4 separate regions of the Homo sapiens genome follow, and regions 1, 2 and 4 are each linked to region 3. The links are chromatin contacts, found by Hi-C or POLR2A ChIA-PET in ENCODE. All regions are on one chromosome and are shown on one strand. Each heading gives the region's core, a stretch centred on a gene start or an enhancer-like site at or near the end of the contact. The rest is flanking DNA. Distances are from core to core; before and after follow the strand shown.

Region 1 (7,566 bases), core at 1,083-3,582, 180 kb before region 3:
GCTCTAGCCTGGGTGACAGAGCGAGACTCCATCTCAAAAAAAAAAAAGGCCAGGGGCGGTGGCTCACGCCTGTAATCCCAGCACTTTGGGAGGCCGAGGCGGGCGGATCACGAGGTTAGGAGATCGAGACCATCCTGGCTAACACAGTGAAACCCAGTCAATACTAAAAATACAAAAAATTAGCCGGGCATGGTGGCGGGCGCCTGTAGTCTCAGCTACTCGGGAGGTCGAGGCAGGAGAATGCCGTGAACCCGGGAGGCGGAGCTTGCAGTGAGCCGAGATCAGGCCACCGCACTTCAGCCTGGGCGACAGAGCAAGACTCCGTCTCAAAAAAAAAAGGCCGGCGCGGTGGCTCATGCCTGTAATCCCAGCGCTTTGGAAGACCGAGGCAGGTGGATCACCTGAGGTCAGGAGTTCTAGACCAGCCTGGCCAACATGGTGAAATCCGGTATCTACTAAAAATACAAAAATTAGCTGGGCATGGTGGCATGCGCCGGTAATCCCAGCTACTCAGGAAGCTGCTTGAACCCAGGAGGTGGAGGTTGCAGTGAGCCGAGATTGCACCACTGCACTCCAACCTGGGCTACAGAGCAAGACTCCGCCTCAAAAGAAAAAATACAAATACAAATAAAATAAAGAGAACAGCCAGTGGGAAGTCCCAGAAATGGGCACACACTGGGTGTGTCTGGGGTGCAGTGAGGGGCCCCCTGTGGCTGAGGCGAAAGTCTAGGGATTATTGCACCCACTTTGCACGTGTGACCTTCCACAATTCTTCACACAGCGACTCCTTCACAACAGTCTCATGACATAGGTTTTTATAATTCTCCTCTCTTGACGGGCGGGGAAACTGAGGCTCAGGGTGGCTAATTGAGCCACAGCCAGAAAGCAATGGAGCTCCAATCTGAATCCAGGCAGCCTGCCCCCACTGCCGAACTCCAAGGGAAACACAGTAGGGAGCCAATGCCAGCAGGCTGGGAGGGCTGCCTGGAGGAGGTGGATGTCACCAGGACCTGCGGGAGGACCCTGAGGAGCAGGGAGGGAGGGAGCTGCCGCTGACCAAGGCACAAAAACATGTTCCTGGGGCAGTTCTTGGAAGGCAGATTTCCAGGTGCCTGCCCCCAATGTGGCCCTGCCTCCCGCTCCCCCTGGCCCCCTCTTCCTAGAGGGAAGGCGGCAAGAGGCGCTTCATTAGCGCCTCTGAGGCCCCAGCAGCCCCGGGGGGATGAAAAGGGCCTAGGAGGGGAGCCGTCCTAATTTTGGCACACCTGGCAGGGGGCCCAGGGCCACTGAAAGGGATTCAGCTGGGGCCGGCTGGGCAGGCCCCGTCATTGTTCCGGCTAGATCCGCGGTCAGGGCTTCAAATGCAAAATCGGGCTGGGGATGGGGTGGGGGCGCCGGTGGCCTCTGCTCTTCCTTTAATAGACCAAAGGACTCTGGCGGCTTAGCTCTTTTTCCTAATTTAAAGGTATTTTCAGGCGTTTGGGAGCTCCCCTACGGCGAAGCAGGAAGGCTGGGAAGTGGGGGGCCTTGAAACTCTCTTCGTGGTTGCCCGCGGAGGATGGAGGAAAAGGCGGGGAGGAGGGGGGCTGAGGTTGGTCTGGGGTCACTGGTGGGGCGCTGGGCAGGTGGAGACCCGTGTTGAGTTCTCGGCTGTCCTCTGCCCCAGTTTCCCTCTCTGGAACCTCTGTCTGGTTTCTGGAACCGTCCCCAGCAGGTAGGACGGATGCAGGTGTGCCCAAACGGCAGTTTCTTCCTAAGGAGCTCTTTCGGGTCAACTCCGGAGGCCTTGACTAGGGAGGCAGATGGAGGAGGCTTGATCCCTCTCAGCATGGCAGCCGTGGTGCCAAGGCAGGAAGGAGGGTAGGGAGGCAAGCCAATGGGGTGCAGCGGCCTCCATGCCAGAAAATGGGGGCTCCCTGGATCATCTCCTCGGCGGGAGGGTGCACGGGGACCAGGAGAGAGAACCAAAGGACCCCGCTGGAGGGGGGCTTGGAGCCTAGAGACAGTTGAGGGGGTACTGTCTTCCCCTCTCTCCTGGCCACGCTGCCCGGTCGGCCTTTTTCTCCCCTTTCCCTCCCCTTTTGCCCCCACCCCCGCCTGCCCCCCTCCAGGCCCCAGCGCCCCCCACTCCCAACCCCCCGGCCTGCTCTCCTGCCTCCCCCGTGCCACCTCCTTGGGCTGCGTTTCTCTTCCCTCCTCCGAGTTCCAGGCCATCCCCTCTCCCCCTCCCCAGCCCGCCCTCCTCCTTCTGACTGGCTCCCGCCTCCCTAACGCTCTCTCAGCCTCCCAGCCCCCTCCTCCCTCCCTCTCTCTCTCCCTCTCTCCCTTTCCTTCCTTCATCCCAGCCTCTCTTCCCACCTTCCCCAGCAGGAGAGAGGGGGCCGCGCTCCCCCCAGCCCCTCCCCCTCTCTCCCTGGGGCCGCCGCCATCTTGCAGGATGCTGGGGAGGGAGCCGCGTGCAGGCCATGGAAACAATGCATCTTTTATGAAGCGATCCCCGCTCCTCGCCTGGAAACCTTGCATTAATGCGGCATTGATTTCCCTCGTAATAGAGGGGGCTCTCCCGCGCCCCCAACCCGAGGGGCGCAAGAAGGGAGGGGGCCAGTTTCGGGGGCGAGGAGGGAAAAGTGGAGGGTGATGGAGTCATCGCTCCGGGCTCCCAGCTCTGCAGCCGGCGCCCTCCCCGCGCCCCGCCTGGAGACCCCCACCCCACCCCGCAGGTGGAGGTTCCCAGAGTGGGGGAGGGGTTCCGGCGCGAGGCCCTCTAGTAACTTCTGGGCTGAGACCCAGCCACAGAGTCCCGGCCGATGGGATCCCCACCCCCCTATTCTCAGCCCTGGCATTGGCCAGAAAGGGCGCAGGAGACCCTCGGCTGCCCCTGGGGCCCGCTGTCTGCGGCCAGGTCCTCTGGGACACGTGTCCCCCCCTCCCCCCAGAACCCTCCGAGGTTCCCCAGCTCCTCCAAGCCCTGTTTCCTTCCCCTCTTCCATCTTGCCGCCTCACTCCCATCCTTACAGCTCCTGCCTTCCTCGTCCTCTCCTGGCTCCCCCCTTCCCCTTCCCTGCTGCCTGCCCCCTCCCTCCACACCCCCTTCCCTGCGTGCTAATGGCCCGGTGGCAGGCGGCTCCGTGGCTGTTTCCGGGGGAGGCGGGTTTGCAGCCAGGGGAGATGTTGGAGCGGTTTGAGGAAGAAGAATTATACATACATAAATCTGGGATAATGACGGTGTTGCTAATGGGGCGGGCGGCGGCAGCTCCCGGCAGTGCCCCCCCACAAACACACACCCCATCACACACACTCAGGGACCAGCCTGGCTTCCTGACGCGTTTGAGGGTCCGTGGGCCCCGATCATCTCCTTGACTGGCCCTGAAACATCCCTGCTGCAGATACGGGGTCCATGCTCATTTGTGACATCAATGAAACATCCCCCTCCAGCCCCCCAATTCAATTTGCGGCTTGCCACTTTGCTTGCCCTGTGGCCTAGGGGTGAGTAGTTACCCCAGCAGGACAGGTGTGTTCACTTGGGTCTTATTACCCCACCACCAGCCTGGACCCCCCACTCCTCTAGGTTTTCTGAGGTCACACCACCCACCACATGACATCTTTTGCATAACTGAAGGAAGGTCAGACGGATTTTCTTACCCTTTCTCCATTTCATAGCTGTGTGACCTTAGGCAAATTACTTAACCTCTCTGAGATTCAGTTCTCTCTACTTGTAATTTGGGAATAATTATGTTCAAAGAACCTGAGGCTGAGGTGGGAGGATCACTTGAGGCAAGGAGTTGGAGACCAGCCTGGGCAACATAGCGAAACCCCTGTCTCAAATTAAAAAAAAAATTTTTTTGAAAAAATTAGTCAAGGGCCAGGCACAGTGGCTCACACCTGTAATCCCAGCACTTTGGGAGGCCAAGGCAGGTGGATCACTTGAGGTCAGGAGTTCAAGACCAGCCTGGCCAACATGGCGAAACCCTGTCTCTACTAAAAAAAAAAAAAGTACAAAAATTAGCCGGTGTGGTGGTGCATGCCTGTCATCCCAGCTACTCGGGAGGCTGAGGCACGAGAATCCCTTGAACCGGGAGGCGGAGGTTGCAGTGAGCGGAGGTCGCACCACTGCACTCCAGCCTGGGCAACAGAGCAAGACCCTGTCCCTAAAAAAAAAAAAAAAAGAGAACGTGAATTCACCCACTTCTTTCCACTTTTGTGCTTCCCAACTCCTTCATCACTTGCCTGGATTTACTGAGGTTGCCTTGGCCACAGGCTCCTGGCTTCTGCCCTGGCCTCCATCCGTCCTTACCACAGCCCAGAGGTATCTTTGAAAAGACAAGGAAGTTCACGTTTTCCTTCTATTGAGAACGCTGCAATGCACCGCCATGGCTCTTAGATTAAGACCGAAATCCCTCACTCAACCTCCTTGGGATTCCTCTCTCCATCGCTAAGTCCACTCCAGCTACACTGAGCCTTTGCACTGGTTGTTCCCACTTCCTGCAACACCCTTCCCCCTAGATCTCACATGGCCAACCAGCTCTGCCTTCTTCTTCACGCCTCAGCTCCATGTCACCACCCCTAGTCAATCTCCATTAACTCTCTGATATCGCTTACTTATTTGTTTTCATGACCATTCCCTCCTGGAATAACATCTCTCTCTCTCTCTCTCTTTTCCTTCCTTCCTTTTTCCCTCCCTCCTTCCTTCCTTTCTTGCTTCCTTCCTTTTTTGTTTTTTTTGACAGAGTCTCGCTCTGAACACCCAGGCTGGAGTGCAAAGGCACGATCTTGGCTCATTGCAACCTCTGCGATTCTCCTGCCTCAGCCTCCCCAGTAGGTGGGATTACAGGCATGGCTGTACACTCAGCTAAATTTTGTGATTTTAGTAGAGACAGGGTTTCACCATGTTGGCCAGGGTGGTCTTGAACTCCTGACCTCAGGTGATCCGCCCGCCTCAGCCTCTCAAAGTGCTGGGATTACAGGCATGAGCCACTGAGCCAAGCTGTTTCTTTCTTTTTTGAGATGGTGTCTCACTCTATCACCCAGGCTGGGGTGCAGCAGCGTGATCTCGGCTCACTGTAACCTCCACCGTGTTCAAGTGATTCTCCTGCCTCAGCCTCCCAAGTAGCTGGGACAATAGGCAGGTGCCACCATTCCCGGCTAATCTTTGTATTTTTAATAGAGACAGGTTTTCACCATGTTGGCCAGGCTGGTCTTGAACTCCTGACCTCAAGTGATCTGTTTGTCTCGGCCTCAAGTGATCTGTTCATCTCGGCCTCCCAAAGTGCTGGGATTACAGGTGTGAGCCACCGCACCTGGCCAAAATTTATAAACCTTGACTCTTATTCTCGGTGTGTCCCACAATACCTGGCACCTACTAGATTTTCAAATATGTGTTGACTGAGTGAATTAAATAAATAACGTTGTGACTATGTAAGGATATAAGTGATGTAAAGTTCTTGGCAGGTCACCAGCATTCAATAAACCAAGATGCTGGGCACAGTGGCTCACGCCTGTAACCCCAGCATGTTGGGAGGCCAAGGCAGGAGGATAGTTTGAACCAGGGGTTCAAGAGCAGCCTGGACAACAAAGCGAGACCCTGTCTCTACAAAAATTACAAAAAAATTAGCTGGGTGTGATAGTGTATACCTGTGGTCCCAGCTATTCGAGAGGCTGAGGTGGGAGGATCACTTGAGCCTGGGCGGTTGAGGCTGCAGTGAGCCAGGTTCCTGCGATCCAGCCTGAGTTACTGAGTGAGACCCTGTCCACATCCCCACAAGAGGTAAACTTATGTTCATCAAAAGACATGTACAAGGATGTTCATAGCTGCTTTATCTACAATAACCATTCACTGCAAACAACTCAAATATCTATCAGCAGTAAGATAAATACATTGTGATACATCTCCACAATGGATTATTATACAACCAAGAAAAAGAACAGGAAAGCAGACATGACAATAGATTCTCACAGATACAATGTTGCGTAAAAGCAAGACGACAAACCATGTATTTCCACTTACACAAAGTTCAGGGGTAGGCAAAACTAATCTATGATGAAAATGTCAAATTGGAGGATACTGACTGAGAAAGAGCATTTGGGAATTTCCTGGAGGGACAATTATGTTCTTCTGGTCTGCATGGTGGATACACAGGTATACACGTGTAGAAATTCACCACGCTGAAATTTATGATTTGTGCACTTTACCATATTCATTAAAAAAAAAAAAAAAAAAAGGAAGCCAGTCATGATGGCTTGTGCCTGTAATCCAAGCTACTCAGGAGGCTGAGATGAGAGGATCGCTTGAGGCCAGGAGCTCGAGACCAGCTGGGTAATGTAGTGAGACCCTGTCTTCATTTAAAAAAAAAAAAAAAAAAAAGATTAGGCTGGGTGCAGTGGCTGTAATCCCAGCACTTTGGGAGGCCAAGGTGAGCAGATCACTTGAGGTCATGAGTTCGAGACTTGCCTTGCCAACATGGTGAAGCCCTGTCTCTACTAAAAATATAAAAATTAGCCAGGTTAGGCCAGGGATAGTGGCTTACGCCTGTAATCCCAGCATTTTGGAGGCCGAGGTGGGCGGATTATAAGGTCAGGAGTTTGAGACCAGCCAATATGGTGAAACTCCGTCTCTACTAAAAATACAAAAATTAGTCAGGTGTGGTGGTAGGCGCCTGCCTGTAGTCCCAGCTACTCGGGAGGCTGAGGCAGAAGAATTGCTTGAACCCGGGAAGCAGAGATTGCCGTAAGCTGAGATCGCGCCATTGCACTCCAGCCTGGGCGACAGAGGAAGACTCCGTCTCAAAAAGAAAAAAAAGTTAGCCAGGCATTGTGGAGGTTACCTGTAATCGCAGCTCCTCAGGAGGCTGAGGCAGGAGAATCACTTGAACCTGGGAGGTGGAGGTTGCAGTGAGCCAAGGTCACACCACTCCACTACAGCCTGGGTGACAGAGCGAGACTCCATCTCAAAATAATAATCATAATAATAATGAAAAGAAATGATGCTGGATGCAGTGGCTCATGCCTATAATCCCAACACTTTGGGAGGCCAAAGCAAGAGGATCACTTGAAGCCAGGAGTTTGAGACCAGCCTGGGCAATGTAGCAGGACCCTATCTCTACAAAAACATATATATTTTAAAAATTAGCCAGGTGTGGTGGTGCATGTCTGTAGTCCCAGCTACTCGCATGGCTGAGGCAGGAGGATCACCTCAGTCCAGTAATTTGAGGCTGCAGTAAGGTGTGATCACACCACTGGACTCCAGCCTGGGCAATAGAGCAAGACCCTATCTCAAAATAAAAGAATAAAATATACAATAAAAATAAAACAGAGCAAAGAGAATGTCCCCTAGAGCCATGTGTGATCCATACGCTTTGTGAATCCTGACACCTCCTCTCCTTCGAGGTTGTACAACTGTCTTCCAAAGTTGGAAAAAAAAAATGTTTAAAGCTGCCCAGATTCAGGAGGGAGGTCCAAGGGGTACCAGTGCCCTCCCCCATTTCCCAAGGACGACAAGGGTTGCCAGCCTCCCTTGGCCTTGGGGTGTGCGCAGCTCGGCGTGAGGGCCAGTGGTTGATCTTGAAGTTT
Region 2 (7,766 bases), core at 810-3,309, 230 kb before region 3:
TAATTAATGGGCAAGTCAGTTCTGAACGGCATGGCAGACAAATTGCTAGTTAGGAAAATCACGGATAATTTTCTCGATATGATAATGAAGGTTGTAATCCTTCTCTTATTCTCCCTGTTTTCATCCTACTTTTAAGTAATAAATTTGGCATTAGTGGGAGGGGAGCAGGGAGGAAGGAGAAGTCACCTGCCCCCCAAAGCTGGGGCCTGACAGGGACCCACGCAGAGTCCCCTGCCGGGGGCAGACAGGAGAAGAGAATGAGGGGTGTGGACCCTCCGTGGGGTTGATCAATTCAGGGGGCCAGGCCCTGGAGAGCAGGTGGAGGGCACGGAGCTTTCAGGCTGTGAGCCAGGGTGAAGGAGTGGGGTCTGGGGTCAGGTTAGACTCATGCCAGCCCTTGGGGTGTTGGAGAGAGAAGCAGAAACCAATGGTCTGTCCCCAAACAGCATGGAGGTCAACGGCCCGGAATAGACATTCACCCTCAGGTGTGCCCCACTGGATCCGACCTCCTCTAAGCAGTGACTCCCTACCAGGATAAGGGAGCCGGGCAAGCAGAGAGGGGAAGAGAGAAAGACAGAGAGAGATAGAGAAAGACAGAGAGAGTGAGAGAGAGAGAGAGAGAGAGAGAGAGACAGACAGAGAGAGAGAGAGCGCGCGAGCCAGCCATCTTGGCAGCCATTTTGAACCCCTCCCCCTCCTGCCCCCAGGCACACATGTTGGGAAGTGGGATGTGGGAAGACAGACCCCAGCTCTGAGTCCGGTGGAAGCCAGGCGGAAGGGGGGGCCCTGCCTGGAACTGGGATACAGAAACACCCACGCAGCTGGCATGGCTGGGGGTGGATGGGGGTTGGAACAGGAAGAAAGGGTCCAGGCAGGTACAGTGAGGTGTTGGCCAGGGATGGGGCAGTGTGAGGACCCGGACTGGAAGTGTAGAGACAGGGGTGTGTGTAGCCAGCGGCTGTCTTCAGATGGGGGCCAGGGGTGCACTGGAGAGATACCTGGGAGGGCATTTTCTGGACACGGCTGGAGCAAACACAGCATCCCCCCACCCCACCACTTCAGGCCTGGACTCGGGTCCCAGGACCGTCAGATGGGAGGATGACAACCAAACCCTCGCAGCTCAATCCAATGCGCACCTGGGGTGGGGGTGGGGAGCTGTCCTCAAAGCACGAATAATCCGAGTGGATCAAACCTGCCGGCCTCCCGTGCTTTAACCCGGCACCACGGAGAGAAGGTGCTGCCCGGCTGCACCCCCTCCTCCTGACAGCGGCGCCCCCCGGACTGCGGCCGGCTGGACACCCAGACGGACCCCTCCCCATCCCCCGCGCCACTGCCTCCCAGAGAAAAACAACCCCCTCGCCCAGCATCCTGTGGTGCCAGCCCCCGACACGGCTCCTCTGGGGCGCGGGGCCGGCGCGCGGCGCGCACACGCACCCCCTCCGCTCACACCCAGACACCTACACAAACAGGGCGCCAAGCACCCGCGCGCACACGCACCGGGGACACGCAGGCACCGCCGCGCCGCTTCCCCACAAAGGCTGGCGCGCGCGCGGGCACACGCAGCCACGCGCGGGCACACTCGCGGTCCCCTCCCCCCGCCAGGCACCCTGCGGTAGCCCGTCCGCACCCCCGCGCCCCGGGCGCTCCGTGGGGGCCGCCCCTCCCAGGCCCCTCGCCAGTGGGGGTGAGGTGCGGGCTGCCCCCGACGCCCCTCCCGCTCAGGTGCGGTGCCCCGCGCGGCTCCCGTGTCCCCTCCCCCCTCGCGGCCAGGACAGGCCCCGGCCTCCCATCCTTCCCGCCTCCCCTCTTCCACGCGCCCCGCACACCTGGCCCAGGTGCGGCTTCGCCCCTCGCCCTGGGCCCGCAGACACTCACCTGTCCAGCGCCTCTCTGGGGTCGGCCCAGCGTGTCTCTCCTGCGGCTCGGCGAACCCGGGCCCCCCGCCCGGCACATCTCCCGGAGCCGGGGCTGGGGGGAAGCGGGTAGGAGGTGGCGGGACGAGGGCGGCCTCCGTGTCCCTTCCTTCCCCTGGCCCAGCACCGCCGCCGACCAAAAATTAGGAAAAAAAAAAAAAAAGAAAAGAAAAGAAAAAAAAGAGGCGGATTACACGGATCCAAAGGCGGCCCCCTCGCGGCGGCGGAGGCTCGGGACTGGGGGCGATCGGGTCTGCGCCCCTCCCGGGGAGGGAGGCGGTGGGGCGGGGGCGGCGTCAGAGCGCCGGGGGCTGGGGCGAGGCGGAGCGCCCCGAGGCGGCGCCGGCAGCGGCCCGCATCTCCCCCGCAGCTCCGCGGCCCCGACGGAGGCGGCACGTGTGCGCCCAGGCGACTTCCCAGCCCCCTCCGACGCCGGCGGTGGACGAGGGGTTAACGGGGCAGCCGGGGCGCCCCTGCAGGCCCCCGCCGCCCGGCGGCGCCGCTCCGGGGCCCGCGCGGCCCCATCAGCCGGGGCCTCCTCGGCAGACGGCGGGGCGGGGGCACCGCAGCGCCGACAGCTCCCGCGCCGACGGCTCGGGCTCCCCGCAGTGGCCGCGGGGAGCTCGGGTTGGGGGCGGGCGGCGCGGAGCTGGCGGAGGGGGGCGGCGCGGCTGGAGGCGGGTGCCGCGGCGTCGCGCCCCCGGTGCGGCCGGAGGGGGGGCGCCGGGCCGGGCCCGTGGGCACCGCAGGACGCGCGGACCGAGCCGGCGCCGGGCACCAGCAATGACAAGCCGCCTGCTCGCCCCGCTCCCCGGCGCACCCGCTCCGGGAGGGGGGCGGTGGGCGCGCGCAAAACCCGGCCCGGAGTCGCCGCCCGGGACTGGCCGCCGCAACCCGCTTGAGCGCCCCAGGAGCCGGCCCGAAAACCCGGGCTGGACTTTCCTTCCTTTCGCCTCCTCTCGCCTCCTCCCTGGAAAAGCAGGGAGAGGGAAAGCGACGTGCTGGAGCCCCGCGTTGGAGCGGGGAGTGGGGGAAGGGAGACAGGCGTAAGGAAGACCCGGAGCGGATTTTCCAGTGAAGTATAAGGAAAGGCGCCGAGCCCGGGGAAGGAGGGCGCAAATGGGGAGATCTGGAAGGGTTGTGCAAAACCCGAGTTGGATTAGATAAAGATGGGAGGAACGGTGTTGGAGCGGGGGGTTGGGGGGTAGATGCGACATGGCCAAATGCACCCGGGGCACGCAAATTTCGGGCCGGATTCTTTCTCGGGAGACGGAGTAATGCGTCAGGCCTAACGCAGTGGAAACAAGCAAGACCCGGCCCGGAACTCCCGGGACCTGGGTTCGCATGGTGGGGGGTTCTGGAAGGGGGATGCTTAGTGGCTGAGGCGACTTGGGCTGCCCTCATCTTCCTGGCAGCGACGTGCAAGGGGGACGGGCAAAAGGAGGACTGGACTCGGGTACGAAGGGATTTGGCGCGCTGGCTGCACCGGAGCGGACAGGTAAAAGCGGTTTCTGGATCCAGGGGCGCTGCGAAGGGAATGCGATGAGGCCGCTACCCTGGGAGACCAGACCTACAATAAAAGGCGAGGGAGGCACGCAAAGCCAGGACTGGAGCGCGGGACGGGATGAGACCCTCAGCAGAAGATCCTGGGCCACCGGGACAGGGGCTTGGAGCTGACCGGGCAGCAGGGGCGGAGGGAAGCGTTAGGGGGAGGTTTGTACCTGTAAACGCCTCAAAGTCTTGCTTTTGGGGAGGGGGTGCGAGGGGAAAAATTGAATTTTATGTTCTCTAAAAGAGTAAAAACCCGGCATGGATTTTCAACACCTAACAACTCCATTGCAGCTGGTGGACTCTAAGAAGTAGGGCAAGAAGCAGGCTTGGGTTCCCAGGCATCAGACCAAGTGAGGCGAGGGGCAGGTTTCGGGTTGAGGCTGCAGAGGGAGCCCCCGCACCCCCTCTCTGGGGTGGGGAAGGCTGTTGGACCCGGCTTGGCTCTCTGGAGAGCGAAAGTTATGACTGCCAAGACCTATAGCTGGGGCTATAAAACTGGGCCCCAAGCCAAAAATAGGCACTTCGGCAGAACAGGCAACTTTGTGCAGGGTGGGGGCTGGAGGGAAATGGAAGTGGGAAGAATCCTGGAGTGGAGGGAACAGGGGGGAGGGGGGGAGTCCCTGAAGCGGGGCTGCTGGCTCCATTTTATGAAAGATGGGAAGACTGATGGCTGGGGAGGGCTTGGAATCCTCAGGGAAGGGAATCCATTCAAGTGAGGCCCAAATGTTAAAGCAGACAGCTCAGAGTTCAAAGTTGGGCTGCATCTTAGCAGCAGGGCAGACAAACCCTGATCTGAGTTTTAGAGGAGGGGGACGGGCTGAGGATGGGGATGGGGGAAACCCCCATTCCCTATATGTCCAGGGAAGAGAGTGCATTGCTAACCATGCGCTTTGCAGAATGAATGAGGAAAGGGAAAAGGGTTCCTGAGTAGGAGTGGTAAATCCACAAAACTTGAGGCATATCTGGATGGGAAAAATGAGTATCTAAGAAAGCCTGAATTGAATATCTGCACGGGAATTAACTTGGCCTCTAAGAATCCCTTCCTAGAAGCACGTCCCTGTGGCTAAACTGGAGGAAGTGCAGGGACACCAGACTTCCAGGCTGCCCGGGTGACCACGCACCACTGCTGTGGCAGCCTGTCACCCTCCACCGCCTTCTACGGACAGCTGTCTCTTCACGACGGGGAAGGGATTCTTGAAAGCCAGAACCTAGGCAAATCTGGCCCCAGAGAACTTCAAAATGGAGGGATGGGTCACTTTCGTTCCTCCTTCATGCCCAGGATTTCATGGCTGCAAAGCTGTCCAGCCTTGAATCTGGGTGGCCAGGTTGGACACCGGGATCTGGGGGACCAAATATAAAGTAGGATTTGGTGAGTGCAAAACGGATCCCATCCATCTGTGGTTGACTGCAGATCCACTGGGTATGGAGGAGGGCATCCCATCTCTCTACGCCTCAATTTCCCAGTTTGAGATATTGACAGCACCAAGTAAGACCCATGAAGGCTTTGAGATGGAGGGCACTCCAGGCAGCCAGCTTTCTATAAACCCAGCAGTACCGAAAAGGGAACAGAACTTGACGCTCAGGAAAAGCTGGTCACCTCCTTGTTCTCCTGCTCCAGGCCTTTGTCCCCACCCCACCCTCCAGCCCTGAGCAGCCCACCCACTTCCCCCTACAGAGCTAGCCTAGGAGGTGGTTCTAACTTGCACTCTCCAGAGGCTACGAGAAGGAGTGGCCTTTACTTACATGAGGGAAAGCAACGACATTCTTTAAGGCACCCTCAGCTCAGTTTGGAAAACCCCAGCCGGAACCCCCCTCACCCCCGCCCCTCGCCCCTTTCTAGACCCTCTAAACCCCACTGGTCCCAGCTGGGATCGGCTCTCCAGCCTCCATCTGATCCATGTCTCCTGGACTTGTGAGCGGCGTGCTCAGGAGGCAAAGAGTGCGGAGGGGCTGGGGGGCGCGTAAAGAGCCCTGGCGCCCCTCAGGCCTTCGGCTGCGCAGCCGCAGTGGAGGCCGCGCCAGCAACCGGGCTCCGGGAACCAAGGCGTCCGCGCGCGCACGCAGACTCGCCCGCGCGCCGCGTGCCCCGCGCTGCCCAGGTCGGTACCCGCGCTTCGGACACCCTGCTCCCAGGGCGCTCCTCGCTTCCAGCCTCCCACTTTGCGCCTTGGGCTCCCCATGAGCCCCGCTCCTGAGACACCCCACGCTCTGTGTATTCCGTCCCACGGGACCTCCACGCCCACGGTGCCACGCGCCTCGAGTACCCCATGTTCTATGAACCCTGCACCTGGACGCCCCATCTTCTGCGCACCCTGTGCTAGAGAACCCGCACGCCCAGGGTGCCCTATGCCTAGGGCACCCTGTGCTCTCCTGCGTATCTGGGACTCCACATTTTGTACGCCTAGCACCTCCAGCATCCCAGCGTCAGACACAGCTGGGCTCGCCTGTGCCTTGTCTGTCCCCTCTCTGTGCCTTCCATGTATTGCGCCCACTGCCTCGGTTGGGCCCCCAGCCTCACAGTCCTGAAGGCTCTGCTTCACCCCAGTGCTCAGCTTCCCTTTGCCTCAGGCCCAGCGCCCTCGTTCCCGGGTGCCCTGCCTCAGGCTCCTGGACAGGTCAGGGCAACGCCAGACAGCCACTGTCCACCAGGCGCCCCCAGCCCCTGTTTTCCTAGAGCCCATTCGGTATAGGATGCACAACCCTGCTGTTCATTTCACTGCTCGGTGCACGTATTCATTCCTTCCATTTACGCCTCAAACACACAGCACGCACCTTATATGCTCTTACCTGTCAGGTGCAGTGTGATGCATTGAGAATGCGCCTCCAGTGCACAGGGAACAAGGCAGGGAGCCTTCTCTGGGCGCTCCCTTCATCATGGAGAAGATGGACTCAGAATGTGTGATGGAATGAGCCCTGGAAAGTCAGCAGGTGCCAGGGAGTGGAGGATGGACCTATCCAAGCCTTGAGGTGTGGGTGAAGTTTTGTGTGTCCCTGGCCTTTCCAGAGGCTCCCTGTACCCCCATCTTAGGCAACTTCTTTTATTTATTTATTTATATTTGTATTTATTTATTTATATTTGTATTTATTTATTTATTTTGAGGAGTCTCGCTCTGTTGCCCAGGATGGAGTGCAGTGGCACGATCTCTGCTCACTGCAACCTCCCTCTCCCGGGTTCAAGTGATTTCCGGCTAATTTTTGTATTTTTAGTAGGGACAGGGTTTCACCATGTTGGCTAGGCTGGTCTCGAACTCCTGACCTCAAGTGATCCGCCCACCTCGGCCTCCCAAAATGTTAGGATTACAGGCGTGAGCCACCGCGCTGCCCTCTTTATTTATTTTTAGAGACAGGGTCTCTCTCTGTCACCCAGGTTGGAGTGCAGTGATGAAATCATACCTCACTGCAGCTCACTGCACGAGCCACCACACCCAGCTAATTTTTGTTTTTTTTTTTTTCATAGCTTGCTATGTTGCCCAGACTGGTCTCAAACTCCCGGGCTCAAATGATCCTCCTTCCTAAGTCTCCCAGAGGGCTGGGATTACAGGTGTGAGCCATGGTGGCCGGCCAACCTTGGGCGATTTCTGAGCTCCATTCAGTTCCACCCCCACTGCCAAGCCAAGTGGAGGGCAAGATAAAGAGGTCCCAGAATTGGGCTAGGAGGATAGGTTGGGGGCAGGGAGTAATTCCAACTGTGTTCTTTTTTTTTTTTTTTTTGAGATGGAGTCCCACTCTGTCATCCAGGCTGGAGTGCAGTAGCATGATCTCGACTCACTGCAACTTCTGCCTCCCAGATTCAATTGATTCTCCTACCTCAGCCTCCCAAGTAGCTGGGATTACAGGCATGCGCCTCCATGCCAGGCTAATTTTTGATTTTTTTTTTTTTTTTTCAGTAGAAACGGTTTCACCATGTTGGCCAGGCTGGTCTTGAACTCCTGACCTCAAATGATCTGCCCACCTCAGCCTCCCAAAGTGCTGGGATTACAGAAATGAGCCACTGCACCCGGCCAGGTTTTTTTGTTGTTTGTTTTTTGTTTTGTTTTGTTTTGTTTTTTTGAGACGCAGTTGCCCAGGCTGGAGTGCAATGGTGTGATCTCAGCTTACCACAACCTCCACCTCCGGGGTTCAAGCCATTATCCTGCCTCAGCCTCCGGAGTAGCTGGGATTACAGGCACACACCACCACGCCTGGCTAATTTTGTATTTTTAGTAGAGACGGGGTTTCTCCGTGTTGGTCAGGCTGGTCTTGAACTCCCATCCTCAGGTGATCTGCCCACCTCAGTCTCCCAAAGTGCTGGGATTACAGGCG
Region 3 (7,253 bases), core at 3,505-6,004:
GATCTCAGGTGATCCACCCACCTCGGCCTCCCAAAGTGCTGGGATTACAGGCTTGAGCCACCACACCTGGCCACGTCTCCCCTTTTAGCAAACAAAGTGTGGCTGGACGTGGTGGCTCATAACTGTAATCCCAGCAGTTTGGGAGGCCGAGGCGGGAGGATCACTTGAGGCCAGGAGTTCAAGACCATCCTGGGCAACACAGTGAGACTTCATCTCTGCAAAAAAAAAAAAAAAAAAAAAAAAAAAAGAATTAGCTGGGCATGGTAGTGCATGCCTGCAGTCCCAGCTACTCAAGGGGCTGAGGTGGGAGGATGACTTGAACCTGGGAGGTTGAGGCTGCGCTGCAGTGAGCTGTGATCTCACCCACTGCACTCTAGCCTGGGTGACAGAATGAGACTTTGTCTCCAAAAAAAAAAAAAAGGCCTGAACTGCAACTTTATCTCCAGTGCCACCAAATTCCCCAGTGGGTCTCTGTAAATATTCACTGAGTAAATGAATGCCTGAAGGGTGGAGCGAGAATTTGGCTGGTTTCCCCAGCTCCATCTGGGGAGGCAGCCTGGGACCTCACAGGTTGGGGAGGGAGGGCCCATCCCTGTGCAAGGTGGTTCCAGACAACCCAATCCTTCGGCCCCCATGAAACCTCACTCTGCCTTGTCCTCCTCATCTGTAGAATGGGTGGGCTGGAGAATTAGAGGGAGCTACTTCGTTTCTCAGGGAAAGGGCCATAGACATCCTGGCTTGATGATTGGGGTAAGGGACTTCTCAGCTTACTCACCTGCAAAACTGGAGCAAAAGAACTAGTTTGGGCCAAGCTTGATGGCTCATGCCTGTAATCCCAGCATTTCAGGAGGCCAATGCAGAAGAATTGCTTGAGCCCAGGAGTTCAAGACCAGATTGGGCAATATTACGAGATCCAGTATCTACACACACACAAAAAAATTTTTTGAAAAAACTAGCCAGACATGGTGGTGCACACCTGTGGTCCCAGCTACCTGGGAGGCTGAGGCAGGAGGATCGTTTAAACCTGCAAGGTGGAAGCTGCAGTGAGCTGCGATGGCGCCACTGCACCCCAGCCTGAGTGACAGAGTGAGACCCTGTCTCTAAATAAATAAATATCAGGCTGGGCGCGGTGGCTCACACCTGTAATCCCAGCACTCTGGGAGGCCAAGGTGGGCAGATCACCTGAGGTCAGGAGTTCGAGACCAGCCTGCCCAATGTAGAGAAACCCCATGTCTGCTAAAAATACAAAATTAGCCGGGTGTGGTGGTACATGCCTGTAATTCCAGCTACTCAGGAGGCTAAGGCTGGGAATTGCTTGAATCAGGGAGGCAGAGGTTGCGTTCAGTTGAGATCGTGCCATCACACTTCAGCCTGGGCAACGAGAGCGAAATTCTGTCTAAACAAACAAACAAACAAATAAATAAATAAATATGAAAGAACTAGCTTGCAGAGTTTTTTTTTGTTTTTTTTTTTTTTTTTTTTTTGAGAGGGAGTCTCGCTCTGTCCCCCAGGCTGGAGTCTCGCTCTGTCCCCCAGGCTGGAGTGCAGTGGCGTGATCTCAGCTCACTGCAACCTCTGCCTCCCAGGTTTACGCCATTCTCCTGCCTCAGCCTCCCGAGTAGCTGGGACTACAGGCGCCCGCCACCACGCCCGGCTAATTTTTTGTATTTTTAGTAGAGATGGGGTTTCATCGTGTTAGACAGGATGGTCTCGATCTCCTGACCTCGTGATCTGCTCGTCTGGGCCTCCCAAAGTGCTGGGGTGACAGGCGTGAGCCACCATGCCTGGCCATGAGTTCTTTTCTTTTCTCTTTTCTTTTTCTCCCTTCCCCTCCCTCCCTTCCTTCCTCTCTCTCTCTCTCTCTCTCTCTCTCTCTCTTTCTTTCTTTCTGACAGTCTTGCTCTATCACCCAGGGGGGTGTGCAGGGGTGCGATCTTGGCTCACTGCAACCTCCGCCTCCCAGGTTCAAACCATTCTCCTGCCTCAGTCTCTCAAGTAGCTGAATATACAGATGCCCGCCAGCACACCTGGCTAATTTTTTAATTTTTAGTAGAGATGGGGTTTCACCATGTTGGCCAGGCTGGTCTCGAATTCCTGGCCTCAAGTGATTCACCCCCCTTGACCTCCTAAATTGCTGGGATTACAGGTGGGAGCCACTGCGCCCAGCCACAGAGTTCTTTCTTTTATTCAATCAACAAGCATTTGAGAAACAGTTAGAAGGCTCATGTGGCTGGAAGGAGTGAGCAAGGGGGAGAGATGGGAGGAAGTAAGAACTGATGGTGCAGAGCTTCGTGGGCTGTGGGGAGGACCTGAGTTTTTTCCCTGAGTGAGCTGGGAGCCATGGAGGGTTCTAGACAGAGGAGGGGCATACCCCATCTCATGTGTTCACTGCTCCCTTGGGCTGTTGTGGGAACAGACTGTGGGGGCGAGGGCAAAACCAGGAGACCAGGAGAGAGGTGACTACTGGTTAAGGTGAGTGATGGTAGGGACTGGATGCGACAAAGTGGAAAGGTGAAATGTGGGTGAATTCTGGGCTTGTGTGTGTGTTGTTGTTGTTTTCTTTCTCTTTTTTTTTTTTTTTTTGAGAGGGAGTCTCGCTCTGTCGCCCAGGCTGGAGTGCAGTGGCGCGATCTCGGCACACTGCAAGCTCCGCCTCCTGGGTTCATGCCATTCTCCTGCCTCAGCCTCCCTAGTAGCTGGGACTACAGGCGCCCGCCGCTTTCACCATGTTAGCCAGGATGGTCTCAATCTCCTGACCTCGTGATCCGCCTGCCTCTGCTTCCCAAAGTGCTGGGATTACAGGCGTGAGCCACCACACCTGGCCCCCTCTTTTTTCTTTTTTTAGATGGAATCTTGCTCTGTCGCTCAGGCTGGAGTGCAATGGCACGATCTCGGCTCACTGCAATCTCCGCCTCTTGGGTTCAAGCTATTCTCCTGCCTCAGCCACCCGAGTAGCTGGGATTACAGGCATGCGCCACCACGTTCAGCTAATTTTATATTTTTTAGCAGAGATGGGTTTCACCATATTGGCTAGGCTGGTCTCGAACTCCTGACCTCCAGTGATCCATCCACCACCCACCTTGGCTTCCTAAAGGGCTGGGATTACAGGGGTGAGCCACTGCACCCAGCCGTTTTTTTTTTTCTTTCTTTTTTTAGACAGGGTCTCGCTCTGTCACCCAGGCTGGAGTGCAGGGGCATCATGATTTCTCCCCACAGTGATGCATTCTCGGCCTCTTGAGCTCAAGCGATCCTCCCGCCTCAGCCTCCTGGTAGCTGGGACTACAGGCGTGCGCCACCATGCCCGGCTGGATGGGTTCTGGATCAGCATAATTCTCCTCCTTCTCTCTTTCTGTTGTTAGTATCTCCCAAAGAGTTGCTCAGAGGAAAAAATAAGAGAGAAAACATCGCGCCCTGGTTTCTGGGACGACTGAAACCACGCAGAGCCACGGGTAACCAAGGTACCCGCAGCCCACGGCGCTTCCTCGGGTCCCAAAGGGCGCCAATGTGCAGGCACCGCCGCCAGGGAGCGCTCCCTGCCGGAGCCCCGGAGACCAAGGTTTGGCTCCCTCGCCTGGTTTCCGAAGGAGTGAGGGTCCGACGGCGGCCACGAACAAAGCTGCACGCTCTGCAGACCCCGGAGATCCCCTAGAAATTCCGCAGAGGCCTCCACTCTCCGCTTGGGCACGAGTCTGCATTTATGGAGCGCCATCTGCATGCAGCAGCCCCGAAAAAGAAGGCGATGCCCATTTTATAGCGGGGAAAACTGAGACTCAGAGGCCACAGGGGTCCCCAGGATGAACAGCAAGTTGGGATTCAAACCTCTTTTAATAACAATAACGATAATAGAGGCTGGGCGCGGTGGCTCAGGCCTGTGTAATCTCAGCACTTTAGGAGACCGAGGCGGGCGGATCACCTGAGATCAGGAGTTCGAGGCCAGCCTGGCCAATATGATGAAACCCCGTCTCTACTAAAAATACAAAAATTAGCCGGGTATGGTGGTGGGCACCTGTAATCCCAGCTACTCAGGAGGCTGAGGCAGAAGAATCACTTGAATCCGGGAGGCGGAGGTTGCAGTGAGCCGAGATCGCGCCACTGCACTCCAGCATGGGCAACAGAGCGAAACTCCGTCCAAAAATAGCAAAACAACAAACAAACAATTACGATAACATTAAAAGTGACAGCAGCTAACACTTATGGAGCGTCTAGTGTGTTCTCAGCTCTTGGCCTGCACTGTCTTATTGAATTTTACCAACACCGAGGAGGTGAGCGCATCATTCCCATTTCACAGATGAGGTGCCTGGAAGGGTTTGTCTCCCTCAAGGCGTAAAGCGCTAGGATTTGAATGCAGATCCGCCCAGAGCTTGTCTCCAGGTAACGGGGAAACTTCCATGCCCTTGAATAGGGGACCACAGATGCAGGCGTCCCGAGCTTGCAAATGCACCGGGGTAGGGTGGGGTGGGGGGTTATTCTGTTTGTTTTTTTCAGGGGTCCCGGGAGGCCCAAAGGCCTCCGCCGCTCTCGGCTTGAACGCGTGGAACCGTTCTCCTCGGGTTCCCGCGCGCTCCAATGGGGGACCCCTCGGCAGCGTGCGGTCGTCTCGGGACCCGGAAAGAGGAAAGGTGGGGAGCCGATGGGGATGCTCCGGGCTCGGGAGACCGAGGGGGCGGACGGGCGGGACCCCGCAGCCCCGGGGGCCTCTGGGAACCCGTCCCCCCTCGGCCCCGCCCCCTCCCCGGGCGCCGACCTCCGGGGTCACGTGACCAGGCCCGGCGGCCGCTGGGGCCGGAGGGCGCGGCGCGGGGACGCGGCGGCCTGGCCAGGCGAGGCGGGAGCCGAGCAGGCCGGAGCGGGCCGCGCGCCGGGGAGGGTCGCGCCGCGCCCGCCCCCTCCCCGCCACGCCCGGGGCGCACGCGCGCTCCTCTGGCCGCCCCTCCCTCCGCGCGGGGACCCCTGGCGGGCGGCAGGAGGACATGGCCAGCGACGCCGTGCAGGTAGGCGCACCTGCGTCTGGAGTCCCGGGGCGACCGGACGGCGCCGGCGGACCCCGCCCGCGCGCTGCCGGGGGAGCCCCCCCAGCCCCCGGAACGGGACTCGGGTGACGATGGCAAGGGCGGGGGCCTCCGGAGCGCCCGGCGCCCCCTCCCTGGGCCGGGACTGTGGAGCCAGCGAGGCCCCCTTCTCGGCAGGTGGCGATGTGGACTGGGCTGGTTTGGGGGCGATCCCGGAGGCAACCCCTGCTACACCCTCAAACTCGGCCTCTCCTGGAGAACTAGAAGGGGCGCGGCGGAGGCTCTACTTCGGGTGTCTGTGGCTGGCTGGGCGTCCCAGTGCCTCTCGTCCGCCCCCAAACTCATCCCCCTCCCCAGGGTTGGGTACCCGGCAGGTGCCGCTCCACCTGGGGCACGTGCCTGGCGCAGTGCCCTGGGAGGGGAGGAGGCTGCTGGGCCCGGCCCGTGCCCTTCCCCCGCATAACAAAGCTCCAGCCACCCCCGCCTCTAGACAGCTTTATGATGTTCCAGACGCCACCCAGATTGGCACCTGTTGGCGGAAGTACCCGAGTCACTGCATTAGGTCGGGGGAATGGGGACCCCCACTCCCACCCTTGGGCTGTCAGGTGGAACCTTCTCCTGGGTGGGGAGTGTCTCAGTCAACAGGCCAGGGATGCTCCCATATATAGAATCCTACTTTTTTGCATGGTGGCTGGGCATGGCTGGGTCACCCCCACCCTGCTAACACACACACGTGACTGGCACCAGCCTCCCGCCCAGCCAGATTCCCCTTGTGCCACCTGGTGGGGATCACTGACCTGGACTCATCTTCCCCGTCTGTGACAAGCACGGCCAGGGTGACTGCCAACCTTCTTTGGTTCAAGTGACCCAAATCTGAGAAATGTCTGTGCCTCAGTGTCCCCATTAGCACCTCACCATCCAGTTCATTGTCCTGTGGTTGTTGTGTAACTGGGTTCTCGTCTCCTTCTGCACCTGCCCCCGGCCCCTTTGTGTCTCCCCGGTAACCCCCGGTCCCTCCCGCCTTCCCAGTCCTGCTGATGGCCTGCCGGCCTTGCCGAGGAGCTGGGCGTATCTGGTGTTGCCGATCACACAAGGTCAGACCTCAAGGCCGGGATGGGCCGGGGTCCCTGCCTCTACCCCCGGCCCAGGGAGGGCTGTGTAGGAATCCCCGGGTGCATGCATGCGCTTGGCGCATCCCACACATGACCCAGACAGGCTGTGATTCCTGCAACGAGGCTGGACCCACGCCCTGGTCCCCCCTTCCCATCTCCTCCCCAGTCTCTTCCCCGCTCCTGGTCATCCCTCTCTCATGGTTGCTTGGGCCTGCTGCCCTGTCCCTCTGTCTGTCCCAACGTGTGCCTGTCTGTTCTGTGTCCTGCAAACGGATGTCCTGTCCAGATTCCGGAAACGCCCAAGGCATTGAAATCTCCGGATGTGGGAGTCTAGGTCCCTGGCTGCTCTGGCAAGATGGGGATTATGGGAGGCAGGTCCTCTGGGTCTGAGGTCTCCGCTCCATGGTGGGCAGCGGAGGAGCAGGGGTTCTCCATAGGACAGGCCAGGCCAGGGCCCTGAGTCCTGGGTTTGCCTTGCTGGCCCTCAGGTGACCCCTGTGCCTTGGGTAGAAGTGAGTCACTCAGGGGAGGAGAACCCAGGAGCCCAGCCTCCCTCCCTCTGTGCATTACAGACCTCAGCTGCTGGAGGTGGGGCTGAGGGAGGCCACCTCTCCTCTCTGCCTGGACTTCCCCAGTTGAGCTGGCCCCGCTCTTGGCTGTGTCCTCCCTCTGCCTGCTGGGGATGGGGTGGGGCCTTCTGAGCGAGGGTGGTATTTGGTGAGCCTGGGCTTAAATTCCAGCGCTGACACTTCCTCGCTGTGTGTCCTGGGCCCAGTGCCTTCGCCTCTCTGAGCCTCGGTTCTGACCTAGGAAAAATGGGACTAAGAGGGTGTTCATGGGAGAGAGAGAGACCGAGACCTTGCCAGCACTTGGCAGGCAGGGCTGCTGTGAAGTCGTTACTGGTAAGCGTCCTGGTCAGCAGCTCAGGGTGTGAATCTGTGTCCTTATTGATTGATTTACTGATTTATATTTATTTATTTTAGAGGAGAGAGTCTTGCTCTGTCACCCAGGCTGGAGTACAGTGGTGCGATCCTATGTCACCGCAGCCTCGATTTCCAATTTCCGGGGCTCAAGTGATCTTCCTGCCTCAGCCTCCCAAGTAGCTGGGACAAAAGGCACAGACCAACATGCC
Region 4 (7,781 bases), core at 4,724-7,223, 150 kb before region 3:
TACCAATCAGCACTCTGTCTAGCTCAAGGCTTGTAAATGCACCAATTAGCACTCTGTGTCTAGCTCAAGATTTGTAAATACACCAATCAGCACTCTGTGTCTAGCTCAAGGTTTGCACTCTGTATCTAGCTAATATGGTGGGGACTTGGAGAACCTTTAGTGTCTAGCTAAGGGATTGTAAATACACCAATCAGCACTCTCTGTCTAGCTCAAGGTTTGTAAATGCACCAATCAGTGCTCTGTGTCTGGCTAATCTAGTGGGGACTTGGAGAACTTTTGTGCCTAGCTCAGGGATTGTAAACGCACTAATTGGCACCCTGTCAAAATGGACCAATCAGCTCTCTGTAAAACGGACCAATCAGCAGGATGTGGGTGGGGCCAGATAAGGGAATAAAAGCAGGCTGCCCGAGCTAGCAGTGCCAACCTGCTCCCATTCCCGTCCATGGTGTGGAAGTTTTGTTCTTTTGCTCTTTGCAATAAATCTTACTGCTGCACACTCTTTGGGTCTGCATTGCGTTTATGAGCTGTGACACTCACCGCGAAGGTCTACAGCTTCACTCCTGAGGCCAGTGAGACCAGGAACCCACCGGGAGGAATGAACAACTACAGACGTGCTGCCTTAAGAGCTGCAACACTCGCCGTGAAGGTCTGCAGCTTCACTGCCGAAGCCAGCGGGACCACCAGCCCGCCAGAAAGAAGAAATTCCAAACACATCCGAACATCAGAAGGAACAAACTCCCGACACACCACCTTTAAGAACTGTAATACTGCAAGGGTCTGCGGCTTCGTTCTTGAAGTCAGTGAGACCAAGAACCCACTGATTCTGGACACACCAGTACTTTGGGAGGCCAAGGCGGGTGGATCATGTGAGGTCCTGTTCAAGACTAGCCTGGCCAACAGGATGAAACACCGTCTCTACTAAAAATACAGAAAATTAGCCAGGCATGGTAGCACATGCCTTGTCTATAGTCCCAGCCGCTCAGGAGACTGAGGCAGGAGAATTGCTTGAACCCGGGAGGTGGAGGTTGCAGTGAGCTGAGATCGCGCCACTGCACTCCAGCCTGGGTGATGGAGTGAGACTCTGTCTCAAAAAAAAAGAAAAAAAATGGATGTGACTGAAGAAAGAAAAGAGGTTCCCTTTGGAAGAAGCAGATCTGCTCTTGAGGGGGTGAAGCTGCAGGGGAACGCCCAGGCTTTTTCCCTCCCACCAGTACCTCCTTTTGGCTGAATCCAACCCCAAAGCAGAGGGCAATGGAGCCCAGTGGTGTGGGCCTAGAGGTCAGCTCTCAGGACATAGAACAGGATGGTTGGCCGGACGCAGTGGCTCATGCCTGTAATCTCAGCACTGTGGGAGGCAGAGATAGGAGAATTGCTTGAACCTGGGAGGCGGAGGTTGCAGTGAGCTGAGATCACTCCACTGCACTCCAGCCTGGGAGACAGAGCAAGACTCTGTCTCAAAAAAAAGAAAAAAAAAAAACACCAAAAAACAGGATTGGACTGCAGATTGATGGAACCTGGGGTAGGTAACAGGAATAGAGAATGACCTGCATAGAAGCCACATGTCCTAACTTCCTAATACACCTTAGGGATACCCCTGAGAAGCCAGTCTGGAGACCAAAGGCATCTCCTTCCCAAAACCAAAATGGGGGGTGGGAATAATGAACATTTAGTGAGCACCTACCATGTACCAGGCATATGCTAAGTGCTTTATGTGTACGACGTCATTGAATCCCCACAGAAGTCAATGAAGGAAGCCTTTTTCTTTGTTGGCTGCTGGGACAAAAATCAAAATCACAGTGGCTCAAGGAATTAATATAGAATCAGGGTCTCGCTCTCTTGCCCAGGCTAGCGTGTAGGGGCACAATCATGGCTCACTACAGTTTTGACCTCCCTAGGCTCAAGCGATCCTCCCACCTCAGCCTCCCAAGCAGGTGGAACTATAGGCATGTGCCACCACGCCTGGCAAATTCTAAAGTTTTTTGTAGAGGTGGGGTCTTGTTGTGTTGTCCAGGCTGGTCTCCTTGGCCTCCCAAAGTGCTGGGATTGCAGGTGTGAGCCAACATGCCTGGTCCAATTTAGATTTTGTTTTTTAAGATGGAGTCTTGCTCTGTTGCCCAGGCTGGAATGTAGTGGCACCATCTCGGCTCACTGCAACCTCTATCTCCTGGGTTCAAGCAATTATCCCTGCCTCAGCCTCCCAAGTAGCTGGGATTACAGGCGCCCGCCACCATGCCCAGCTAATTTTTGTATTTTTAGTAGAGATGGAGTTTCGCCACATTGGCCAGGCTGGTCTCGAACTCCTGATCTCAGATGATCCACCCACCTCAGCCTCTCAAAGTGCTGGGATTACAGGCATGAGCCACTGCCCCCGGCCCCAGTTTAGATTTTAAAGAAATTACTAAGGCTGCTAAACCTTATGTTGCTCTCAGCCCCAAGGGCACTGAGAGTTGGGTTTTCCCGATCCCAGGCTTCCTGGGTATAGCTCAGACCACCCTTAAATTTTCCACCCATGCTCCCTCATCCATTCTTTCTTCCCTTCTACAAATTTTCCTCTTCTCTGTTGGCCAGGAACATTTACGCAATAATGTCACACCAGTGACTACCAGAGTTGAATGCCGATAGAGTAACGGGATGCTAAGATGGACATTTCAACCAGGGAGACACAACGACTAGCAACAGAAGCCAGACCACAGTGAAGATCTCTTTTCTTTTCTTTCTTTCTTCTCTTTCTTTCTCTCTTTCTCTTTCTCTCTCCCCCTCCCTCCCTTTCTCTCTTTCTTTCCTTTCTTTCTTTTCTTTTCTATTTTTTTTTTTTTTGAGACGGAGTCTCGCTCTGTTGCCCAGGCTGGAGTGCAGTGGCGCGATCTCGGCTCACTGCAAGCTTGGCTCACTGCAAGCTCCGCCTTCCGGGTTCACGCCATTCTCCTGCCTCAGCCTCCTGAGGAACTGGGACTACTGGCGCCTGCCACCACGCCCGGCTAATTTTTTTGTATTTTTAGTAGAGACGGGGTTTCACCGTGTTAGCCAGGATGGTCTCGATCTCCTGACCTCGTGATCCGCTCGCCTCGGCCTCCCAAAGTGCTGGGATTACAGGCGTGAGCCACTGCACCCAGCCCTTCCTTCCTTCCTTCCTTCCTTCCTTCCTTCCTTTCCTTCATTCCTTTCCTTCATTCCTTCCTTCTTTCCTTCCTTCCTTTCTCTTTCTTTCTCCTTCCCTCCCTCTCTCCTTCCTTCCTTTTCTTTCTCTTTTTTTTTTTTTTGAGACAGAGTCTTGCTCTGTCACTAGGTAATCTTGGCTTACTGCAACCTCTGCCTCCCAGGTTCACGCCATTCTCCTGCCTCAGACTCCTGAGTAGCTGGGACTACAGGTGCACACCACCACACCCAGCTAATTTTTGTATTATTAGTAGAGACGAGGTGTCACCATGTTGGCCAGGCTGGTCTCAAACTCCTGACCTTATGATCCGCCTGCCTTGGCCTCCCAAATTGCTGGGATTACAGGCGTGAGCCACCATGCCCAGCCTTTTTCTTTTTTTTTTGACAGAGTCTTGCTCTGTTGCCCAGGCTGGAGTGCAATGGCACAATCTTGGCTCACTGCAACTTCCCCCTCCTGGATTCAAGCGATTCTCCTGCTTCAGGCTCTCAAGTAGCTGGGATTACAGGTACGTGCCACCACGCCTGGCTAATTTCATATTTTTAGTAGAGTTGGGATTTCACCATGTTGGTCAGGCTGGTCACAAACTCCTGACCTCAAGTGATCCACCCGCCTTGGCCTCCCAAAGTGCTGGGATTACAGGTGTGAGCTACCACATCTGATCCCTAATTTTTAATTGACAAGTAATTGCATATGTTTATGGAGTATGATGTGATGTTTCAATACTGTATATATTATAAAGCAGATCGCGCTAATGAACATATCCATCACCTTACATACTTATTTCTTTGTAGCGAGAACAGTTTGTTTTTTTAGAGACAGGGTGTGTAAAATATTGCCCAGGCTGGTTTTGAACACCTGGGCTAAAGTGATCCTCCCATCTCAGCCTCCCAAAATGCTGGGATTACACATGTGAGCTACCGCACCAGACCCTATAGTGAGACCATTTAAAATCCACTCATTTCACAAGTTTGAAAATACATTATGGGGTGGGGCACAGTCACTCACGCCTGTAATCCCAGCACTTTGGGAGGCCGAGGCAGGTGGATCACGAGGTCACGAGTTCAAGACCAGCCTGGCCAAGATGGTGAAACCCTGTCTCTACTAAAAATATAAAAATTAGCCAGGCGTAGTGGCGGGCGCCTGTAGTCCCAGCTCCTCAGGAGGCTGAGGCAGAGAATTGCTTGAACCCGGGAGGTGGAGGTTGCAGTGAGCCGAGATTGTGCCACTGCACTCCAGCCTGGGTAACAGAACGAGACTCTGTCTCAAAAAAAAAAAAAAAAAGAAAAAGAAAAAATATACATTATGATTAGCTATAGCCACCTTGCTGTGCAATAGATCACCAGGACTTACTCTTCCTAATGGAAACTTTGTATCCTTTGGGCAACATGTTTTCCGCGACCCCAGACTCTGGTAAGGACTGTTCTACTCTCTACTTCGGTGAATGTGACTTTTTTTTTTTTAGATTCTGCATACAAGTGAGATCATGAACTATTTGTCTTTCTGCGCCAGGCTTAGTTTACTTCGCATAATGTCCTCCAGATTCATGCACGTTGTTGCAAATGACAAGATTTCCTTCTTTTATCAGGCTGAACAGTACTCCATTGTGTATATGCACCACATTTTCTTTATCCATTCATTCATTGATGGACACTTAGGTTGCTTCCATATCTTGTTATTGTGAATAGTGCTGCAAAGAACTTGGGAGTGCAGATAGCTCTTCCGAATACTGATTTCCTTTGCACATTACTCGGAAGATAAATTTTTTTGAGACAGAGTCTCACTCTGTCGCCCAGGCTGGGGTGCAATGGCCCGATCTCGGCTCACTGCAAGCTCTGTCTCCCGGGTTCACGCCATTCTCCTGCCTCAGCCTCTGGAGTAGCTGGGACTACAGGCGCTCGCCACCACGCCCAGCTAATTTTTTTTTTTTTTTTTGTATTTTTAGTAGAAACGGGGTTTTACCATGTTAGCCAGGATGGTCTCAATCTCCTGACCTCGTGATCCACCCGCCTCGGCCTCCCAGAGTGCTGGGATTACAGGTGTGAGCCACTGCACTCGGCCTAATTTTTGTATTTTTAGTAGAGACAGGGTTTCACTATATTGGTCAGGCTGGTCTCGAACTCCTGACCTCGTGATCCGCCCGCCTCGGCCTCCCAAAGTGCTGGGATTACAGGTGTGAGCCACTGCACCCAGCTGTTTTGTTTTTTGTTTTTTGTTTTTTTTTCAGACAGGGTCTCAGTCTGCTGCCCAGGCTGGAGTGCAGTGGCACAATCTCAGCTCACTGCAACTTCTACATCCTGGGTTCAAGTGATTCTCCCACCTCAGCCTCCGAGTAGCTGGGACTACAGGTGGACACCACCACGCCCGGCTAATTTTTGTATTTTTTATATTTTTTTAGTAGGGACAAGGTTTCACTGGCGAGGCTGGTCTTGAACTCCTGACCTGAAGTGATCCACCTGCCTTGGCCTGAGACAGGAGAATCGCTGGAACTTGGGAGGCAGAAGTTGCAGTGAGCCAAGATTGCCCCACTACACTCCAGCCTAGGTGACAGAGTGAGACCTTGTCTCAAAAAAAAAAAGTGAAAGTGAAAGATTTCATTCTGAACACCACTAGGTCCTGAAAGGCAAGGTTGGCTGACAGCAGACCCAGTGCAATGAGAACCATCTGACCCCTGGATTTGTTTCCTTCCTGTGGCCGCTATAACAGTACCACAAACTGAGTCACTTAAAACAACAGAAACCTATTTTCTCACAGTTCTGCAGGCCAGAAGTCTGAAATCAAAACATCTGCAGGGCCACGCTCCCCACAGAGGCTCTAGGGAGGAATCCCTCCTGGCCCCTTCCAGCTTGTGAGGGCTCCAGGCATTCCTCGGTGGCGACCACAGCATTCCAACCTCTGCTTCCGTCTTCACGGGTCCTTCTCTACTGTGTCTCCTCTCTGTGTCTCTCCTAAGGAGAGTCGTCTGTGGATTTAGGACTACCATGTTTTCCAGGATGATCTCATCTTCAGAATTCTAATATCTGCAATGACCCTTTCAAAACCCCTCCTACAGAGTTGACAAGGATTGCATGCCAGATTCCAGACAGAAATACAGTTACAATGAACCATGAATCAGGCTGCACTAGGGTCCCCTTCCTTGCTGCTAAAGGTCAGGTAGTACTTTTACACCCCATTGTTTCACCAGGCGCAGTGGATCGCGCCTGTAATCCCAGCACTTTGGGAGGCCAAGGCGGGTGGATCACCTGAGGTTGGGAGTTCGAGACCAGCCTGACCAACATGGAGAAACCCTATCTCTACCAAAGATACAAAAATTAGCCAGGCATGGTGGTGCATGCCTGTAAACCCAGCTACTGGGGAGGCTGAGGCAGGAGAATTGCTTGATCCCGGGAGGCAGAGGTTCCAGTGAGCTGAGATCGTGCCACTGCGCTCCAGCCTGGGCATCAAGAGCGAAACTCTGTCTCAAAACAAAACAAAACACAAATACATCCCATTGTTTCTACAGACAGGATCTCTGACATTAGGAGCATATGGCTTTTTTTTTTTTTTTTTTTTGAGATGGAGTCTTGCTCTGTCACCCAGGCTGGAGTGCACTGACGTGATCTCAGCTCACTGTAACCGCTGCCTTCCGGGTTCCAGCGATTCTCCTGCCTCAGCCTCCAGAGTAGCCGGGATTACAGGCGTGCACCACCACACCTGGCTAATTTTTGCATGTTTAGTAAAGAAGGGGTTTTACCATGTTGGCCAGGCTGGTCTTGAACTCCTGACCTCAAGTGATCCACCGCCTCGGCCTCCAAGTGCTGGGATTACAGGCGTGAGCCACTGCGCCCAGTCAGGATCATATGGCTTTTGCTTAAGGATCGCTTCAGATGTTTTTGCAGATCCTGAATTCCAGCAACCAGTCTGAAGAAGACCCCCCATATAGGAATGGGATCAGCATGAGAATACAGCTTCTTCACCCACCCCTTGTCCCTCAACTCCTGCCCAATCCTCTGTCCCAAGACTTCATCTTGCACTCTTTGACCAATCAAAGGATCTCCACACTTGGGCCCACTCCATACCCCTTAAAAACCCCAGCCCCAAATTCCTAGGGGAGATGAATTTTTTTTTTATTTTATTTCATTTTTATTTATTAATTTTAGTTTGTTTGTTTTCTGAGAGAATCTCACTCTGTCACCCAGGCTGGAGTGCAGAGGTGCGATCTTGGCTCACTACAACCTTCATCTCCCAGGTTCAACTGATTCTCCCACCTCAGCCTCCCAAGTAGCTGGGACTACAGGCACGCACCACCACACCCGGCTAATTTTTGTATTTTTAGTAGAGACAGGGTTTTGCCATGTTGGCCAGGCTGGTCTCAAACTCCTGGCCTCAAGTGCTCTGCCCACCTCAGCCTCCCAAAGTGCTGGGATTATAGGTGTGAGCCACCACACCCACCCAGGAGATGGATTTTAGATTTGCTCCCATCTCGTCGATCTGTGGCCCTATGATTAAACCTCCTTCTCTGCTGCAAACTGGTATCTCAGCATGTTGACTTGCCCAGTGCCTCAAACAATGGGCCTATGACAGTTACAGTTTATCCACCTAAGATCACATTCAGGCCAGGCGCAGTGGCTCGTGCCTGTAATCCCAG

What was found. A loop is a pair of places that touch in the nucleus more often than their neighbours do. ChIA-PET counts read pairs that join two places held with the same protein, here RNA polymerase II (POLR2A). Pooled maps may share reads with other maps.
Region 1: a loop to region 3 is called in a pooled map, with 3 times the contacts of the local background. The contact joins the enhancer-like site here to the promoter of PKN1 in region 3. A Hi-C loop is called at or near these places in 2 of 50 pooled maps. POLR2A ChIA-PET finds 5 or more read pairs at or near these places in 3 of 52 experiments (GM10248, IMR-90 and WTC11).
Region 2: a loop to region 3 is called in a pooled map, with 3 times the contacts of the local background. The contact joins the promoter of ADGRL1 here to the promoter of PKN1 in region 3. A Hi-C loop is called at or near these places in 4 of 50 pooled maps.
Region 4: a loop to region 3 is called in a pooled map, with 2.4 times the contacts of the local background. The contact joins the enhancer-like site here to the promoter of PKN1 in region 3. A Hi-C loop is called at or near these places in 2 of 50 pooled maps. POLR2A ChIA-PET finds 5 or more read pairs at or near these places in 2 of 52 experiments (K562 and OCI-LY7).

The regions. Positions count from the first base shown.
Region 1 is chr19:14,246,404-14,253,969 of GRCh38, forward strand. No RefSeq gene overlaps it. Among named protein-coding and RNA genes, the nearest start is that of ADGRL1, 44 kb to the left of the region's middle. RefSeq lists silencers at 1,813-1,872, 1,973-2,022 and an enhancer at 3,349-3,866. Within about 2 kb of position 2,333, at least 12 of the 41 ENCODE cell types and tissues checked have a DNase peak (open chromatin) inside an H3K27ac peak, as active enhancers do.
Region 2 is chr19:14,204,110-14,211,875 of GRCh38, forward strand. It overlaps ADGRL1 (adhesion G protein-coupled receptor L1), which reads right to left and starts at 2,060. Exons shown (of 23, transcript NM_014921.5): 1 at 1,876-2,060. RefSeq lists silencers at 2,674-2,733, 2,754-2,853 and an enhancer at 5,516-6,015.
Region 3 is chr19:14,428,552-14,435,804 of GRCh38, forward strand. PKN1 (protein kinase N1) reads left to right here and starts at 4,755. Exons shown (of 22, transcript NM_002741.5): 1 at 4,755-4,991. The coding sequence starts at 4,971. RefSeq lists enhancers at 3,495-3,774, 4,649-5,222, 5,223-5,795, 6,546-6,840 and silencers at 4,505-4,844, 5,015-5,084, 5,375-5,484.
Region 4 is chr19:14,278,123-14,285,903 of GRCh38, forward strand. No RefSeq gene overlaps it. Among named protein-coding and RNA genes, the nearest start is that of LINC01842, 52 kb to the right of the region's middle. RefSeq lists a silencer at 1-89. Within about 2 kb of position 5,974, at least 3 of the 41 ENCODE cell types and tissues checked have a DNase peak (open chromatin) inside an H3K27ac peak, as active enhancers do.